2 separate regions of the Homo sapiens genome follow, and region 1 is linked to region 2. Evidence: read pairs that join two places in POLR2A ChIA-PET (ENCODE). Cell type or tissue: MCF 10A. All regions are shown on one strand. Links, peaks and the distances in the headings refer to the core of each region. The heading gives the core; the rest is flanking DNA.

Evidence for each region. ChIA-PET counts read pairs that join two places held together with the same protein. Peaks named below come from ENCODE experiments on the same cell type or tissue, not always from the same donor. Only the 100,000 strongest peaks of a DNase experiment are listed, where the experiment ranks them.
Region 1: POLR2A ChIA-PET joins it to region 2 with 45 read pairs; 4 of 35 experiments call an interaction of 5 or more read pairs at or near these places.

Annotation. Positions count from the first base shown.
Region 1 is chr12:46,428,961-46,431,889 of GRCh38, forward strand. The region is part of intron 2 of SLC38A4-AS1 (SLC38A4 antisense RNA 1); the gene reads left to right. LOC124902923 (a long non-coding RNA gene) reads right to left here. Exons shown (of 2, transcript XR_007063284.1): 2 at 1,272-1,476. Among named protein-coding and RNA genes, the nearest start is that of SLC38A4-AS1, 47 kb to the left of the region's middle. RefSeq lists enhancers at 1,386-1,887, 1,426-1,720. In MCF 10A, for the core only: no CTCF peak of the experiment used is centred there; DNase peaks (open chromatin) are centred at 1,651 and 1,911.
Region 2 is chr12:46,677,153-46,680,081 of GRCh38, forward strand. No RefSeq gene overlaps it. Among named protein-coding and RNA genes, the nearest start is that of SLC38A4, 150 kb to the right of the region's middle. In MCF 10A, for the core only: a CTCF peak has its summit at 812 (motif pointing left); DNase peaks (open chromatin) are centred at 799 and 1,499.

The sequences.
Region 1 (2,929 bases), core at 308-2,807, 250 kb before region 2:
TGCTGGTGGGAATGCAAATGAATTCACCGCCTGTGGAAAGCAGTTCGAAGATTTCTCAAAGAACTAATAATAGAACTACCATTCAACCCAGCAATCCCATTACTGGGTATATACCCAAAGGAAAATAAATCGTTCCACCAAAAAGACACCTGCACTGCTATGCTTACCATGGCACTATTCACAATAGCAAAGACATGGAATCAACCTAGGTGCCCACCAGCGGTAGACTGGACTAAAAAAATGTGGTGAATATCCACCAGGTTCACAATGCAGCCACAGAGAAGAATGTATTCATGCCCTTTGCAGTAACGTAGATGCATCTGGAGGCCATTATCCTAAGTAAATTAATGCAGAAACAAAACCAAATACCACATGTTCTTACTTTTAAGTGGGAGCTAAACATTGGGTACACTTGGACACAAAGATGGGAAAAATAGACACTGGGGATTCCAAAAGGAGGGAGAGACAGAGGGAGCAAGGGTACTATGTTCACTACTTGGTTTATGGGATCATTAGAAGCTCAAACTTTAGCATCAGGTATTATACCCATGTAATAAACCTGCACATATACCTCTTGAATTTAAAATTAAAAGCAAATAAATAAATGAAAGAATTGGGCATAACCCTCAAAAAAATTCCAGAATGTGGGGCACTACTCTGGTCTCTTCAGGTCAGTGGGATGGGAAAAAGAGCAGGTGATGGGGCACAGGGGGAGCTATATTAAGATAAACTAAACTTGAGAGATGTAAACATGAAAACAATGTGTAATTCCGTATTGGATCCTGTTGGGAGAACAAGTTTGAGGGACAATTGGGATTCTGAATAAGGACTAGATATTAGAATTATTATTATAGGAATCCCTAAATTTTTAGGAGTGATAATGGTATTGTGGCTATGTTAAGAAAACTCCCTAATTTTTAAAAGATGCATGCCAAGAGGTTTACGAGGGAGGCATGCTATTATCTATAATTTACTTTGAAATGGTTCAGTAAACAAATGAAAAATAGAAGGATGAATGGATGGTTTGATGAATAAATGGAATAAATGTGGCAAAATATTAAAAAACTGTTCTCATATGCAATTGCTTATGAATCAGACTTAGTTTAGTAAAAACCAAACAGCAAGATAAAATAAATTGGATACTGAGGTTATTTTTAGATTTGTTATTACTGTCATGAATAATCTTCAATTTCAAATTTATGTTCCTTAAAACTTATTGTTACCATTGATTAATCTTATAATATATGTTACAAAGTTGAACTGATAAAATATTCTAATAAAATATTTATTTTGCTGTCTTTTATGTTGTAGATCCACATAAGGTATTCTTTGAAAACCCAGTTTAGTTCACAAGAAAAATGGAAAACAGATTTAGTCTTCTTGCCTTTTACGTTGCAGACATAGAACTTGTCATTGTAAATGCAGTGTCAGTAGGTCAATGACCCAAAAGTCCCCGTTCTTTGTGCTGAAAAATATCTGCAGAGAGGGAATGTTAGATTTCTGTAAGTGAAATTCTGAACAATACTAATTGTTTGCTTACCTGCAATGTATGGGTTGTTAAGATAAAACAGGGTGGGAACCTGATCTACCCAGGCATATCTTTCATGTGAATGTGAAGGAAATGATTCATTGACAACCCCAAAGACCTTGCTGGGAAAACACAGCTCAGTATTGCATCATCAAGCATTTGAAAACAAAGTGTCAGGAAACAGTTTAGAAATCAGTCTCTATCACTTTCTCTTATTAACTAGTTGTTTGTATTAATAAGAGTAACCACCACTTGTGTTTTGTTTTGTAGTTTATTAAGTGTATTTGTGATAACTTTTGGAAGTAGTAAGGTAGGTCTCATTACTCATTTTTCAGGTGAGGAAAATGAGGCTCCCAGATTTTCAGTGACTTGTTCAGGATTACACAGGCTGAAAGTGGAAGATCCATGTATTACTACATCTGGGTCTACCTAGGAAATGGGAGGGCATCAATTGTGTAATATAATCTCATAGAAACTCGGTTTTCTGAGCTCTAAGGAGGGCATAATGCTTATTTTACAGTATTGTTATAAAAATAACATGAAATTATATAAAGAAGACATCTAGGTCAGTATTTTCATATACATGGAGTTCGGTACATATTTAGTCCTTTTTTTTTTTTTTTTTTTTAGATGGGGCCTTGCTCTGTTGCCCAGGCTGGAGGGCAATGGCACAATCTCAGCTCACTGCAACCTCCACGTCCCAGGTTCAAGTGATTTTCCTGCCTCAGTCTCCTGAGTAGCTGGGATTACAGGCGCCCACCACCACGCCCAGCTAATTTTTGTATTTTTGGTAGAGATGGGGTTTTCCATGTTGGCCAGGCTGGTCTTGAACTCCTGACCTCAGGTAATCCGCCTGCCTTGGCCTCCCAAAGTGCTGGGATTACAGGCGTGAGCCACTGCGCCCGGCCCTTTTTTTTTTTTTTTTTTTTTTTTGAGACAGGGTCTTACTCTGTTGCTGAGGCTGGAGTGCAGTGGTGTGATCTCGGCTCACAACAGCCTTGACCTCCTGAGCGTAAGTGATGCTCCCACTTCAGCCTCCCAAGCAGCTGGCACTACAGGCACATGCCACCACACCCAGCTAAATGAGGCACCTGGCCTCATTTACTTTTTAGTGCCATGTTTATAGTCCTGTAGCTGTAATCTTAATCTGTACCTTAAATTTTCCACTGTCTAATTCCTTATATACCATCTTAGTAAGTTACAGTATTGCTATATTGAATCTTCAGTATAGTACTTTTCCAGGAGACTAACTGACAGCAAGCTTCTCTTGCTATTTTAGTTACTAATTCCTTCCCCCACTTTTGGGCAAAAGGCCAAGAGTATTTTGAGGAGATTAAGATGAACCTACAATTTATTGAATCATACCATTAAATAGAGTCAGAGTGAAGTTATAATACATTT
Region 2 (2,929 bases), core at 126-2,625:
GAAGGTACAATGAGTGGGCTTTTACACAGAAAGCATTGAGTGAGAGGGTACAAGCGAAAACCAAGCAAATTAGATGATGTCGCCTCTAGCGACTCAGCAAGAGCAACAGTAGCTGCCCAGTCCTGATACTTCCATCTGTCCTGGAAAATAGCCATTGGGTCCCCTCTGTTCAGGAGCCAGGCATTTGTAGGCTGGGCCACCCTGGCCCGAGGAACCTGCCAGGACTTGAAATCTATAGAAACAAAAGGCAGTTGTTTTTATACATTAAACACAATATCCAAGTCAATAATTGCTGGTTTAAAGTCTAGTGCCCCAATCAGCTGTATATTTAAGGATATTCATACAACAAATTTAGGTGACAGTTTGGTGACCCAAAGAAAGGTTTTGTTACCACATTCCAAAGGGGCCTTTTTCCAGAGGCTCTATTGAGACCAAAGGGAGAGGCAGTTTTTGTGATCTCACTGAGTGTATTGCTGCGATTTATCTCCAAGCCCAGCCCCCACAACATGAATACTTCAATACTGTTGTGAGGAGAGAACAAAGTAAAGACTGGAAGGGCTATTTCTCTAAATTTAAGACATTAGTGCAGTGGCAGCTTGGCCTGAATAGTTCTTTAACAGATTATGACCCCAAAGGAGGCAAGGCGATTACCCACCTCTTTTCCAAGAAAACACTGTAAAGTGCAGCTATCTCCTCTCTGGTGGGAGAGAGAAGTACCCATGGAGCATGGTGTTGGCTGGAAGATGCACTGGTAGAAAAGACAGGAGAGAGTGGCAGTAGCAGACACCAGGAGTGGATTTGTTACTAAGTATAGGTGAGCCATCTACTGGAGGATCCCCAGAAATATTTGTAGGGTGGTGGGGATTTTGTAGGAGCCTGAAACTTCTACATTAGCAGTTGAGTCTATGAAACATGAATTACAACTGCGTCTTAACACCAGACATGTGTATAAACTGGGAAGATAGGTTAATTCTGGTGCTTACAGTCAGTGAAGATGAATTAGCATTCAGAGCGCTTGAGGTTCCTCTTGATGTCTTTGACAAAAACTGCTTGGATCATACTTGAACTGAGACATTATAATGCAGAGGTGTTTTTTTGGGGGATTACTAATTGTCTATTATATTTTCAGCACTACCTGGATGCTATAGAGGATGCAAGAGAAATATGACTATTCCTGTCCTTAGGGTGTCATGGTCTAGTGGGGGAGATAACACAAGTACACAGGCAACTTAGAAACAAAGTAAAAGTGGGAGTTAGGAAGATGCAGATATTTGGTTCATTCTCATAACTGTAATTGCAGTTAGCCCAAGTTGGTGGACCTAAGCTGAATAATTTCCCTGGGCTAACCAGAAATTTTAAAAACCACAGCAGATATACAGCTCTCATTTAATCCATCTTCTAAATTCCTTCTTTCTTTACTTGGATTTTATGCTTAACTGTTACTCTGCGTAATCACTGTACAAGTTAAGACTTGCTGAGCTTAGTACTACTGTTGCTTACATTGACTCAGCTTCGCATTTACATGGCCAGTGCTTCAACATTTCTTTATGAGTATGCCAACTTCCTGATTTCACTGCCTTCTGAATCCTTTTGTTGGATAAATTAAATTTATAAACAATAACTTTTATATTATATACCATCGAATCTAAGAAACCATAGATAGTAAAATGTACCATTATTTTATGTACCACTAAGAAAAAAACCTGTCACTATACTTCCATATCACTTAGAATTTTAAATTGATACTTATTAAAGGAGATCTCTAAGGCTTACTTATACAGAGAATTTTATCATATATCCTCCTTATGCATAATAAAAAGAAACATATAAGCAAAATAAATTGCTTAAGATATTCCTAAAACTTCACATTCAGAGTCTAACTCTTCCAAGTCACTTTTTAACCAAGAGTTGTTGGTGCTTTTCCACATAATACCTCCTCCGTGCATCAGAAATATTGGTTATGTATCATTACTTCTTTTAAAACTTTTTATTGAAGAAAGAGTGCATATTACATGAATGTACAGCTGAACCAGTTATCTCAAGGTAAACATCCATTAAACCACAACCCAGTCAAGAAAGACAACATCATGAAACATCCAAGGAGCCCCCTTTGCTTCCTCTCAGGCACTATCATTGTTCCTCTACTGCCACTGCCATTAGTATGTCATCACAGATTAATATATAGAATAGATTGCTTCTTTGTGGCATTTATATAAATGGAATCATTCAGTATGCATTCCTTTGTGTCTGACATTTTTTGCTTAACATTAGGTTATGAGCTGTATTCTTGTTGTATGTAGCTTGGTTCATTCATTCTTATTGCTATAAAAGACTTTATTATACGAATATACATAATTTTATTTCTCCATTTTCCAGGTGATAGAGAATTGAGTTGTTTCCGTTTTATTTTGTTACAGATAATTCCACAATGAACAATCTTTTGCACGTCTCTTTGTAGTGTAGTGTGTGTATATATGCACACATATATAGGTATTATTCAAGAGTGGAAATCCTGTGTATTTTCAGCTTTAGTAAATAATGCCAACAGTTTTGCAAAGTGGTTAATAATGCCAACAGTTTTCCAAAGGGGTTGTGTCGATTTCCTGTTACAAGAGAGTATCAATTTAATTAAACGATCAGAATTCCTTCAAGTGTGTTATATCAAACGTCAATGTCCTGTGAAAACAATCTTGTTATTATTGTTTGACTATTTGGATTTAAATAGACATCTAGGTACCTGTTAAAAGAATGCTAAAAGTGTGAAATATGAGAATGGCCAGTAACTATTTTTAATTGATGACATATTCAGCTTGGGTTGATGGGTAACTGATCTACTGATGTTCTTATACTAATATAAAAATAATGAGTAGGAATGGGTCAGGTGTACACACACACACAGGATGGTATACAAGAAATAGCTTGAAGTTAA